Regions from separate parts of the Homo sapiens genome. Here region 1 is linked to region 2. Evidence: read pairs that join two places in POLR2A ChIA-PET (ENCODE). Cell type or tissue: PC-9. All regions are shown on one strand. Each heading gives the region's core, and the rest is flanking DNA. Links, peaks and the distances in the headings are about the cores only.

Region 1 (6,613 bases), core at 978-5,977, 140 kb before region 2:
TCCCAAGACTGCAAGACCAACCTGGGCAACACAGAAAGACCCCAACTCTACTAAAAATAACTTTTTTGTTTTGTTGTGAGACGGAGTTTCGCTCTTGTCGCCCAGGCTGGAGTGCAATGGCGTGATCTCGGCTCACCACAGACTCCGCCTCCTGGGTTCAAGCGATTCTCCTGCCTCAGCCTCCCGAGTAGCTGGAATGACAGGGGTCCGCCACCGCACGTGGCTAATTTTGTATTTTTAGTAGAGACAGGGTATATCCATGTTGGTCAGGCTGGTCTTGAACTCCCGACTTCCACCCACCTCCGCCTCCCAAACTGTTGGGATTACAGGCGTGAGCCACCACTCCCGGCCAAAAATATAACTTTTAAAAATAGGCTGGCGTGGTGGCCCGCACCTGTAGTCCCAGCTACTCGGGAGGCTGAGGCAAGAGGATCCCTTGAGCCTAGGAGGTAGAGGCTGCGGTGAGCTATGATGGCGCCGCTGCACTCCAGCCTGGGTGACAGAACGAGACCCTGTCTAAACAAACAAACAAACAAACAAACAAGTGACACCGCCAGGCCTGGATCTACATTTTAAGGGAACCAGCAGATTCCGTCGTGATCTCTTTGGCTCCCAGGCTACTGTGTAAGAATTGCAACTCCCCAGCCGGGCGCGGTGGCTCACGCCTGTAATCCCAGCACTTTGGGAGGCCAAGGCGGCGGATCACGAGGTCAGGAGATCGTGACCATCCTGGCTAACACGGTGAAACCCCGTCTCTACTAAAAATACAAAAATTAGCCGGGCGTGGTGGCAGGCGCCTGCAGTCCCAGCTACTCGGGAGACTGAGGCAAGAGAATGGTGTGAACCCAGGAGGTGGAGCTTTCAGTGAGCCCAGATCGCGGCCACTGCACTCCAGCCTAGGCGACAGAGCGAAACTCCGTCTCAAATAAATAAATAAATAAATAATAAAAAAAGAATTGCAGCTCCCCTAAGAGCATGGAGCTGTGAGAAGGCCCAGGAGAATTGAAGCTTCCAGACATGGGAGTGAAGAAGCCATCTTGGAGGTGGGTCCTCCAGCCCTCATCACATGATGCCACGTGGAACAGAAATGAACATCCAGTCAAACCCTTTTCACATTCCTGACCCACAAAATCCTGAACAAGCTTGGGAATTAAGCTATTACTGTGCCATTTTTTGTTGTTGTTGTTTTTGTTTTTTCTTTTTGTTTTGTTTTGGGTTTTTTTTTTTTTTTTTTTTTTTGGTTTTCTGGGTTTTATTTGAGATAGAGTTCTGCTCTTGTTGCCCAGGCTGGAGTGCAATGGCACTATCTCGGCTCACTGCAACCTCCGCCTCCTGGGTTCAAGTGATTCTCCTGCCTCAGCCTCCTGAATAGCTGAGATTACAGGTGCCCACCACCACGCCCGGCTAATTTTTGTATTTTTAGTAGAGACAGTGTTTCGCCACGTTGGCCAGGCTGGTCTCAAACTCCTGACCTCAAGTGATCCGCCCACCTCGGCCTCCCAAAATGCTGGGATTACAGGCGTGAGCCACCGCCTGCGGCCATTGTGCCACTTTTATAGAGGAGGAGATTGAGGTTCAGAGGCCCAGTTGATGGTCCAAGATCACACACTGGGAAGTACTGGAACCAGGGTTATGAAATCCTGTCTGCTTGGCTGCAAAGCCTCTACTCTTCCACACTGCATTATTTAGGAAGACAGACAGGCTTTGGGCACGAGCGTGGGCCTCACTGAGGGGAGAGGGGCCTTCTGGCCTCAGTAATATCCCTGTTCCCTTCTCTGACTGTCACTTCCCCCTTAGAGACAGAGTTTCTGCAGAGTGGAGTCTCTTCTCACGCCTGGGAGAGTTTGTGCAGGAGACATGAGAGCTGAAGATCTGGCACCACCTTTGCCTTAAAGACAAAAGGTGACATTTGGGAAAAGCATGCCACTCTTCGAGTGGTACTTAAGGATCCATGGGCTGAATCTGCCTTTTTTTCCCCAACTGATTTGGCAAGGACCTTCAAATAAATCCAGTGGAGCTTCTTGGGGCAGCATGGCCCACTCTCAAGAGTTTAGCCTTTGAGTCATGTGTGGTGGCTCGTGCCTATAATCCCAGCACTTTGGGAGGCCGAGGCAGGCTCACTTGAGGTCAGGAGTTCAAGACCAACCTAGCCAACATGGTGAAACCCCATCTCTGCTAAAAATACAAAAATCAGCTGGGCATGGTGGCAGGCACCTGTAATCCCAGCTACTCAGGAGGCTGAGGGAGGAGAATCGCTTGAACCCAGGAGGCAGAGGTGGCAGTGAACTGAGATCGCACTACTGTACTCCAGCCTGGGCAACAGAGCAAGACTCTGTCTCAAAAAAAAAAAAAAAAAAAAGAGAGAGAGAGAGAGAATTTAGCCTTTGGACTCGCACAGATCTAGGTTCAAACTCCAGCTTTGCTACTGCAGCCTCAGCGCACTTATCTGTAGAATGGGATTTCAAAATGATGTCTGCTTCTCAAAGTTGCTTTGAGAATTTGCTGATATTTTGTCTTTAAAATACTTCATTGTGTGCTGCCTTACACAAAGATCAGAATCTCTGAAAGGACAGGACAGGAACTTTTTACTCACTCACTGCTTCACTCACTGCTGTATGCCCAGTGCTTTCAAAAGCACCTGGGGCTGGGCGCGGTGGCTCATGCCTATAATCCCAGCAGTTTGGGAGGCAGAAGAGAGCAGATAACCTGAGATCAGGAGTTCAAGACCAGCCTGGCCAACATGGCAAAACCCCGTCTCTACTAAAAATCCAAAAAAAAAAAAAATTAGCCAGGCATGGTGGCGCATGCCTGTAATCCCAGCTACTCAGGAGGCTAAGGCATGAGAATTGCTTGAACCCGGGAAGCGGAGGTTGCAATGATCCGAAATCAAGCCACTGCACTCCAGCCTAGGCTCCATCTCATAAAAAAAAAATAATTAAAAACAGTAAAAATAAATAAAAAGCACTCAGCGTGGGATTTTCAATAAATAGTTACTGAATGAGTAAATCAAAAGCAGTCAATGTTACATATGATGATCAGGGCATTTTCAGTTGCAAGCAACAGAAATCTAAGTCAAACTGGCTAAAGGAGAAACAAAAATTCACTGGCCATCTTATTGTAAGACAATAGTGTAGCTTAAACAATAAAAACAAATTGAATTCTCTTTCCCATAGTAGCTCCGGGGTGAATGACCTTGTGAGGCTGTGCGTGTGGCCATCATTCAGGAACCCAGATTCTTTCGGATTGTTGCTTAAAGTGTAGTCCCGAGACCAGCAGCAGCCTCTGGCAATTCATAGGAAATGCACATTCCCAGGTTCCCCCAAGACCTACTAAGTCGGAAGCTCCGGGGGCAGGACCCAGAAAACTGTGCCCTAACAAACTCTCCAGGGAATTCTGATGCCCACTTTGAGAGCCACTGACCTCATGCTCTGTCAGCATTTGCATAATTGAATGTGCCACCTCTGAGTGACTTGGTGAAAGGGAAAAAAGAGAAAGTTCAGAGCAAGACATTTCCTTGAAAGCAGGTAAAGTGGAAATTGCGCAAGTCATGTCCAACTGCAAGCCACTGGGGAGGACCCAGTCATGTGGCTGCAGCCAACCTCAAGGGAGGCTGGGAAATGTAGTCCCCAGCCAGGCAGCCATGTGCCTGAGGAGAAGAGGAGATGGGCTTTTGCTGTCCAAAGGTTTTTGTTTGTTTGTGTTAAGAGACAGGACCTCACTCAGTTCCCCAGGCTGGAGTGCAGTAGCTGCAGCCTCAATCTCCCAGGCTCAAGGGAGCCTCCTGTCTCAGCCTCTCAAGTAGCTGGGACTACAGGTGCATGCCACCATACCCAGCTAATTTTTGCATTTTTTTAGAGACTAGGTCTCAACATATTGCCCAGGCTGGTCTCAAACTCCTGGGCTCCATTCACCTGGGCCTTCCAAAGTGCTTGGATGACAGGCATGAGCCACCACTCTAAGCCCCTGTCCAAAGCTTAAGACTGCTGCAGCCATACTCCTCAGGGTCCCAAAGTCTTCCTTGTTACCTGAAAGCAGAAATAAATAGTTCTGAGGTGCCAGCAGTTTTCATGGACACCTCCCCAGGTGATATGATTAGGCTTCATGTCCCCACCCAAATCTCATCTTGAATTGTAATCGCCATAATCCCCATGAGTCAAGGGAGAGACAGATGGAGATAATTGAATCATGGGGGTGGTTTCCCCTATGCTATTCTCATGATAGTGAGTGAGATCTAATGGTTTTGTAAGGGGCTCTTTCCCCTTTACTGGGCACTTCTCCTTCCTGCCGCTTTGTGAAGAAGGTGCCTTGCTTCCCCTTTGCCTTCAGCCATGATTGTAAGTTTCCTGAGGCCTCCCTAGCCATGTGGAACTGTGAGTCAATTACACCTCTTTCCTTTATAAATTACCCAGTCTCAGGCAGTTCTTCACAGCAGTGTGAAAACGGACTAATAGGCCAGGCGCAGTGGCTCACGCCTGTAATCCCAGCAGGGGAGGCTGAGGTGGGTGGATCATGAGGTCAGAAGTTCGAGATCAGCCTGGTCAATATGGTGAAACCCTGTCTCTACTAAAAATACAAAAATTAGCTGGGCCTGGTGGCACACACCTGTAATCCCAGTTACTTGGGAGGCTGAGGCAGGAGAATCACTTGAACCCAGGAGGCGGAGGTTGCAGTGAGCTGACATCATGCCATTGCACTCCAGCCTGGGCAACAGAGAGAGACTCCATCTCAAAAAAAAAAAAAAAAAAGAAAGGAAAAGAAAAGAAAATGGTCTAATACACCAGGGCACGGCCAAAAGGGTCCTTAAAGGTTTTGCTCCCCAGCATCAGTTTAACCACCTGGAAACAAGAGGCCAGAAATTGCTGCAGGCAGGGAACAGAGGTCTTATGCTATGGACTGAATTGTGTCCCCTTATCCCCAAAATTCATATGTTGAAGCCCCAACCCCCAATACGACTGTATCTGGAGATAAGAGTCTTTAGGAGGTAATTAGGTTAAATAAAGTCACAAGGTAGGATCCTAATCTGATAGGACTATGACCTTATAAGAAGAGAAAGGGCCAGGTGCAGTGGTTCATGCCTGTAACCCCAGCACTTTGGCAGGCTGAGGCTGGAGGATCACTTGAGCCCAGGAGTTCGAGACCAGCCTGGGCAACAGAGTGAGACCCCACTTCTAAAAAAATAAAAAATATTTTTTTTAAAAAGAGAAGAGAAAGCTGTCTCCCTGACCATGTGAGGACATAGTGAGAAGGTGGCTGTCTGCAAACCAAGAAGACAGCCCTCCTCAGAACCTGAACATGCTGGCACCCTGATCTCACATTTGCAGCCTCCAGAACTGTGAGAAAACAGAATTCTGTTGTTTAAGCCACCCAGTCTGTGGTATTGTCTTACGGCACTCTGAGCTGACTTAAGACAGTCCAGAGGGGAGACATTGTTAGGAGAAGAGGCCTCTAAGAAGGTGAAGAGCGTGCCTGAGACCCTTCCCAGTGTAGCTCCGGCAGTCCTCAGCCTCAGTCTTCCCTGGGTCCTTGTGGATGACAAAGAAGCCCCCATCACAAAGAAGCACCATTGATTGGGTCTGCAAAAGACCCAGTGGGACTCACAGGAGCTCACATCAGGGTCACTGGAGTCAAGGGCCTCCATACCACAGGCTCACCACATCTGGGATCTCACCACTCGCACTAAATATGGGAATAGGAAACCTCACCCAGTGTGGGTCCCAAGGAGCAGGCTTCTAGTCTGGGAAATCATGTCTCTTTTGATGGCACTCGCAGTTCCTCCTTCCCTGGCTCTAGTCTACACTTATTACTGTGCTCTACAAAGCCCTGTGTGTCTAACTCCTGCATAGTAATCCAAGTAGCAGAAACACTTTCTTTTTATTAAAATTCATTCTCCCATTCCTCCCTTTAGTAATAAGATGATTGTGGCTGCCCAATTAGAAACAACATCTGGGCTGGTCATGGTGGCTCATGCCTGTAATCCCAGCACTTTGGGTGGCCAAGGTGGGAGGATTGCTTGAGCCCAGGAGTTCGAGACCAGCCTTGGCAGTGTAGCAAGACCCCATCTCTAAGAAAGAAAGAAAGAGAGAGAGAGACAGAGAAAGAAAAAAAGAAACAAAACACCTGCCAGCCTTCCTGATAACTAAGTAAGCTCATGCACCTAAGTTCAAGCCCTTATGAGCTCAAGTGATGTGTACAGCTTCTGGTCAGTTCCTATAAATAAAGATGCTGGCCCTTGACTGTCTTCCTTTCTCCTTCCTGGCTGGGGAACAACTACAGCAGGAACATAACTAAAGAGAGAAGCCATTTCTTAAAGATATCAAAGCCAATTCACAAGCCTGAACACCCTCATGAAGCAAAAGTGTCTGCCTGCCCCAGACCAGCCACCTACCTTTGGATAGAGGGAGAGAGAGAGAGAGAAAAAAGTTCATCTTAGTTAAGCCACAGTCTTTCATTAGCTATTTTCACTGTCTTAAACTCTCTTTTATATTTTTCTTCTTTTATTTTCTCTGTGCCTCAGTCTAGATATTTTCTAGTGGCCTGACTTCCAGCTCATTCATCCTGCCTTCTGCTGTGTCTAATCTGTTGTTAAAGCACATTGACTGAATTCCTTGTTATT
Region 2 (6,613 bases), core at 582-5,581:
GCTGGAGTGCAGTGGCACAATCATAGCTCACTGCAGCCACCAACTCCTGGGCTCAAGCAATCCTCCCATCTCAGCCTCCTAAGCAGCTAGGACTATAGGCGCACGCCACCATTCCCGGCTATTTTTTTTTTCATTTTTTGTATAGATGAGGTCTCGCTATGTTGCCCAGGCTGGTCTCAAACTCTTGGGCTCAAATGATCCTCCTGCCTCAGCCTCTCAAAATGCTGATTACAGGCAAGAGCCACTGTGCCTCGCCCCCACATCTTGATTAGTATAATCCCCTTCCCCACCCCCACCCCGGCCATCAGTGTTGCCTGGATTTCCCCAAATCAGGAGGGGACATAACTGACCTGAGGAAATGGGTCTGCTGATGCCAGCAACACGTTTTCTGGTTTCAAGTCACAGTGGACAATGTTCTTGAAGTGAAGGTGTCTCAAAGCCACCAGGATCTGAGGGGAGCAGATGGGCCCAGTAAGAAAGGTAGATAGGTACTCAGCCAAATCCCAACCTCAGCAGCCAGCCCTCCAAACCCATCCATACTTTTTTTTTTTTTTTTTTGAGACAGAGTCTCGCTCTGTAGCCCAGGCTGGAAGTGCAGTGGCATGATCTCAGCTCACTGCAACCCCTACCTCCTGGGTTCAAGTGATTCTCCTGCCTCAGCCTCCCAAGTAGCTGGGACTACAGGCGTGCACCACCATGCCCAGCTAATTTTTTTTTTTCTTTTTGAGGCGGAGTCTCACTCTGTCGCCTGGGCTGGAGTGCAGTGGCACGATCTCGGCTCACTGCAACCTCTACCTCCAGGGCTCAAGTGAGTCTCCTGCCTCAGCCTCCCGAGTAGCTGGGATTACAGGCGCTGGCCACTATGCCCAGCTAATTTTTTCTATTTTTAGTAGAGATGGGGTTTCACCATGTTGGCCAGGCTGGTCTCAAACTCCTGACCTCGTGATTTCCCCACCTCGGCCTCCCAAAGTGCTGGGATTACAGGCGTGAGCCACCGGGCCCAGACTTGCTCTGATAATTTTTTCTTTTATTTTTAGTAGAGACAGGGTTTCACCATGTTGACCAGGCTGGTCTCAAACTCCTGGACTCAAGTGATCCACCCACCTTGGCCTCCCAAAATGCTGGGATTACAGGCGTGAGTGAGCCACTGCGCCTGGCCCCATCCATGCCTTCCTACACACCCCTGCAGACACCCCAGCCAGGGAAACAGGAGGCACTGGAGCACCAAAGAATCTCAGAATCATAGAACCATTTACATCTGAGAGATAAGAGTTAAATGTAAACTAGAAAGTCTGGGCTAGATGAGTGGGGCTGTGAAGATCCCAAGATCTTCTAGCATGTGGTAAACTCCTGAATGCTACTGACAGAGCAGGCATTTCCAAGATCCAACTATGTGATTCTATTTTTTTTTTTTTTTTTTTTTTGAGACAGAGTCTTGCTCTGTCACTCAGGCCAGAGCACAGAGGCGGGATCACAGCTCACTGCACCTCGACCTCCCAGGCTAAATCCATCCTCCCACCTCAACCTCCCTAGTAACTGGGATTATAGGCACACACCATCACACCTGACTAATTTTTGTATTTGTAGAGACAGTGTCTCACCATGTTGCCCAGGCTGGTCTCAAACTCCTGCACTCAAGTGATCCACCCACCTCAGCCTCCCAAAGTGCTTGGATAACAGGCGTGAGCCACCCCACCTCACCCATTTTTTTTTTGAAGAGATGGAGTCTCCCTCTGTCACCCAGGCTGAAGTGCAGTATCATTCTACAGCCTCAAACTCCTGGGGTTAAGTGATCCTCCAGCCTCAGTCTCCCAAATAGCTAGGACTACAGGCATGTGCCACCACCACCATGTCGGGCTTTGATTCCTTTTTTTTTTTTTTTTTTGAGAAGGCCTCCTGATTCTCCTGCCTCAGCCTCCTGAGCAGCTGGGATTACAGGCACACACCACCATGCCCGGCTAATTTTTGTATTTTTAGTAGAGACGGGGTTTCATCATGTTGGTCAGGCTGGTCTTGAACTCCTGACCTCGTGATCCACCAACCTTGGCCTCCCAAAGTGCTGGGATTATAGGCGTGAGCCACTGTGCCCAGCCTGATTTCATTTTTAAAAAAAATATTTTTCATCCTTACAAAAAACTTTGGCTGGGCATGGTGACTCATGCCTGTAATCTCAGCACTTTGGAAGGCTGAGGCAGGTGGATCACCTGAGGTCAGGAGTTAGACACCATCCTGGCCAACATAGCAAAACCCTGCCTCTATTAAAAATACAAAAATTAGGCGTGGTGGTGGGCGCCTGTAGTCCCAGCTACTCGGGAGGCTGAGGCAGGAAAATCGCTTGAACTGGAGAGGTGGAGGTTGCAGTGAGTCGACATCGCGCCATTGCACTCCAGCCTGGGCGACAGAGTGAGATGCCATCTCAGAAAAAAAAAGAGTACCAACCTTACAGGTTGCTATAAGGTTTAAAGCATATCTAAAGATGCATGTAAAACGCTTAGGATAGCTAACCACTGTATGTTAGCTGTTACTGTTGTTGTTATTAGTTATTATTTTTGTGATGGCTTGTTGGTAAATATATTTGTTTGTGTCTCTTAAATAAAGCTTCTCCTGCTGTATCTGTTCCTATGATAAGGTGAGCTGATTAAAAAAAAAATTACCATTTGTAACCATTCATCTGTGAGAATCATATTTCTTGATTCTCTGTAACTCAAAATGCCAAGTACACCAGAAGCAATTGTACAACTGCAATTATTATCTGTCTCGGAGTTTAAATACTTGTGTATCTGTCTCAGAGTTTAAATACTTGTGTTTATTCTGATTGTTTTCTTTTTTAAAAAAATCTTTTTGTAGAGATGGCATCTCGCTATGTTGCCCAGGCTGGTCTTAAACTCCTGGCCTCAAATGATCTTCCCACCTCAGCTACCCAAACCTTGAGATAATAGGCACGACCCACCATGCCTGACCAACCTCCTCATTCTACAGACTGGGAGACCAAGCTGGAAAGATGCATGTGTTGTATATGTCATCTCCAGATTGTTTTTTTGAGATGGAGTCTCACTCTGTTGCCCACGCTGGAGTGCAACGGCATGACCTCGACTCACCACAAATTCCACCTCCCAGGTTCAAGCAATTCTTGTGCCTCAGCCTCCCCAGTAGCTGGGATTACAGGTGAATGCCACCACACCTGGCTAATTTTTGTATTATTAGTAAAGATGGGATTTCACCATGTTGGCCAGGCTGGTCTCAAAACTCCTGACCTCAGGTGATCCATCTGCCTTGGCCTCCCAAAGTTCTAGGATGACAGGCGTGAGCCACCTCGCCCCGCCCATTTCCAGATTTTGTCAGTTGATTTTCTCCCAGTTCATGTGAACAAAGAGGGCAGGTTAGGCCGGGCACGGTGGCTTACGCCTGTAATCCCAGCACTTTGGGAGGCTGAGGCGGGCAGATCACGAGATCAAAAGTTCAAGACCAGCCTGATCGACATGGTGAAACCCCATCTCTACTAAAAATACAAAAATCAGCCAGGAATGGTGGCGTGTGCCTGTGTTCCCAGCTACTCAGGAGGCTGAGGCAGGAGAATCATTTGAACCTGGGAGGCAGAGGTTGCAGTGAGCTGAGATAGCGCCACTGCACTCCAGCCTGGGCAACAGAGCGAGACTCCATCTCAAAAAAAAAAAACATTGGCCGGATATGGTGGCTCACGCCTGTAATCCCAGCATTTTGGGAGGCTGAGGCGGGTGGATCACGAGGTCAGAAGTTCAAGACTAGCCTGGCCAACATAGTGAAACCCCGTCTCTACTAAAAATACAAAAATTAGCCCGGTGTACTGGGACGCACCTGTAGTCCCAGCTACTCAGGAGGCTGAGGTGGGACAATTGTTTGAACCTGGGAGGCAGAGGTTGCAGTGAGCTGAGACTGTACTATTGCACTCCAGCCTGGGTGACAGAGTGAGACTTCGTCTCAAAAAAAAAAAAAAAAAAAGAAAAGAAAGAGGGCAGGTTGGAAGCTAGATAGATCCAGACTCAAATCTTGGCTGGAAAGCTACTTGGCTGTGACCTCGAGGGAGACTGCTATCTCCCTGAGCCTCAGTTTCCTCATCTATAAAATGGGGTTTATAACAATACCTACCTCCTAGGATGGTGGTGAGGCCTACATAAGCTCAGGAGGTAAAGGGCTTAGCACAGGGCTTAGGTGTGGGGCAGGCAAGAGCCCAGAAAGCAGAAATCTGCAGAGAGAGAGAGAGAGAGAAAGAAGAGCGAGCAGGCAAAAAGAGAGGAAGAGATGAAGGCCAGAAAGAGAAACCCCCTCAGCTGCTGAAAGCAGCCACCTGTGAGAACCATGATTCCTTTCCACACCTGAAGTCTGGATGTGGCCGGGCACGATGGCTCATGCCTGTAATCCCAGCACTTCAGGAGGCTGAGGCAGGCAGATGACTTGAGGTCAGGAGTTTGAGACTGGCCTGGGCAACATGATGAAACCCCATCTCTACTAAAATTACAAAAATTAGCCAGGCATGGTGGCACACACCTATAATCCCAGCTACTCGGGAGGCTGAGGTAGGAGAATCACCTGAACCCAGGGGGCAGAGGGTGCAGTGAGCCGAGATCGTGTCACTGCGCTCCAGCCTGGGCAACAAAGCGAGACTCTGTCTCAAAAATACATAAATAATAAAGTCTGGATGAGGGTGCATCAGTGGGTTTCTGTCCCCACCCCATAAGCCAGCCTGACAAACACAGGCACACTGCCTGAGAGGATAAGGGTGCTGGGCCAGGGTAAAGGGAACACAGCAACGATGGCTCTGAGACCCACAGAGATGTCTCAGAAGAAGGCAAGGCACCCACCAGAAGGAAGCCTTTCTAGGAAGGATGTGAAACACAGAAACCACACAAGGGGATATTTAACATCGTAAAAGTTCCACTCTATGGCCGGCTGGACGCAGTGGCTCATGCCTGTAACCCAGAACTTTGGGAGGCTGCAGCAAGAGGACCACTTAAGCCCAGGAGTTCGAGACCCAACATGGCAAGACCCTGTCTCTACAAAAACATAAAAAAAAATTAGCCAGGTGTAATGGCTCATGCCTGTGGTTCCAGCTAACTCAGGAGACTGAGATGGGAGGATCGCTCGAGCCCAGGAGTTCAAGACCAGCCTGGGCAACATGGCGAGACCTTGTCTCTACAAAAACATTAAAAAAAAAAAAAAAAAAAATTAGCTGGACGTGGTGGCTCATGCCTGTGGTTCCAGTTAACTCAGGAGGCTGAGATAGGAGAATTGCTTCAGCCTAGGAGTTTGAGGCTGCAGTGAACTATGATTACACCACTGCACTCCAGCCTGGGTGACAAAATGAGACCCTGTCTCAAAAAAAAAAATAAAATAGGCCAGGCGCGGTGGCTCACACCTGTAATCCCAGCACTTTGGGAGGCCGAGGCGGGTGGATCACGAGGTCAGGAGATCGAGACCATCCTGGTTAACACAGTGAGACCCTGTCTCTACTGAAAATACAAAAAATTAGCCGGGCGTGGTGGTGGGCACCTGTAGTCCCAGCTACTTGGGAGGCTGAGGTAGGAGAATGGTGTGAACCTGGGAGGCGGAGCTTGCAGTGAGCCGAGATGGTGCCACTGCACTCCAGCCTGGGCAATAGAGCAAGACTCCGTCTCAAAAAAAAATAAAAAATAAAATAAATAAAACCCTATGGTAAATAAAAACTAAATATAAAATAAAGAGGCAAACACTGGGATAAAACCATTGAACAATATAAGTGATAAGAATCTAATGTGCACCTCCACCAAAAAAAAAGAAACGCAGAACAGAGGCCGGGCACAGTGGCTCACACCTGTAATCCCAGAACTTTGCGAGGCTGAGGCCGAGTCAGGAGGATCACTTGAGCCCAGGAGTTGAAGACCAGCCTGGGCAACATAGCAAGTCTTTATAAAAATGTCTTTATAAAAATTAGCTGGGTGTGATGGCTGATGCCTGTTGTCTCAGCTACTCAGGAGGCTGAGGCAGGAGAATTGCTTGAACCCGGGAGGTCAAGGCTGCAGTGAGCCATGATTGTACCACTGCACTCCAGCTCGGGTGACAGAGCGAGACCCTGTCTCAAAAAAACAAACAAAAAGCACAGGCACACAAGGAAAATCTGTTTGAATGTAACACAAATGAGTTTGACATCACTAGTTAAAAGCAAAGATCCTAGGTTCAAATCCCACCAGCTATGTGACCCTGGACAAGATATTTGATGTCTCTGACCCTCAGTTTCTTCAACCATAAAAGGGGATTGATAATAATAGCACCTACTGCACAGGTTACTATGAAGATTAAATGAGTTTGAAGAGTGCTTGGCACATAGTAAGTGCTCAATAAATGTTAGTGACCACATTATTTATCATCACCATTATCAGCCTCCCTTGTCCTAGCCCTGCTCACCTGAGCTATCACTGTCTAAGAATGGGGCTGTATTGGTCATCCCTGTGTCCTCAACACTGACCAGCAAGGGACCAAGCACAGAGCAGGGACTAGGGAGTGTTTGTTGACCAACTGAATGAATGAATGAGAGAAAAAGGGCTGCTTGCCCGTTTTTTCTATTGTTTGGTTTTGAGACACGGTCTCGCTCTGTCACCCA

The links. Peaks named below come from ENCODE experiments on the same cell type or tissue, not always from the same donor. Only the 100,000 strongest peaks of a DNase experiment are listed, where the experiment ranks them.
Region 1: POLR2A ChIA-PET joins it to region 2 with 9 read pairs; 2 of 35 experiments call an interaction of 5 or more read pairs at or near these places.

Annotation. Positions count from the first base shown.
Region 1 is chr19:46,543,117-46,549,729 of GRCh38, forward strand. It overlaps the pseudogene PPP5D1P. Among named protein-coding and RNA genes, the nearest start is that of PNMA8B, 51 kb to the left of the region's middle. In PC-9, for the core only: no CTCF peak of the experiment used is centred there; a DNase peak (open chromatin) is centred at 3,545.
Region 2 is chr19:46,681,300-46,687,912 of GRCh38, forward strand. It overlaps PRKD2 (protein kinase D2), which reads right to left. Exons shown (of 18, transcript NM_016457.5): 15 at 351-449. Among named protein-coding and RNA genes, the nearest start is that of DACT3, 23 kb to the left of the region's middle. In PC-9, for the core only: no CTCF peak of the experiment used is centred there; no DNase peak of the experiment used is centred there.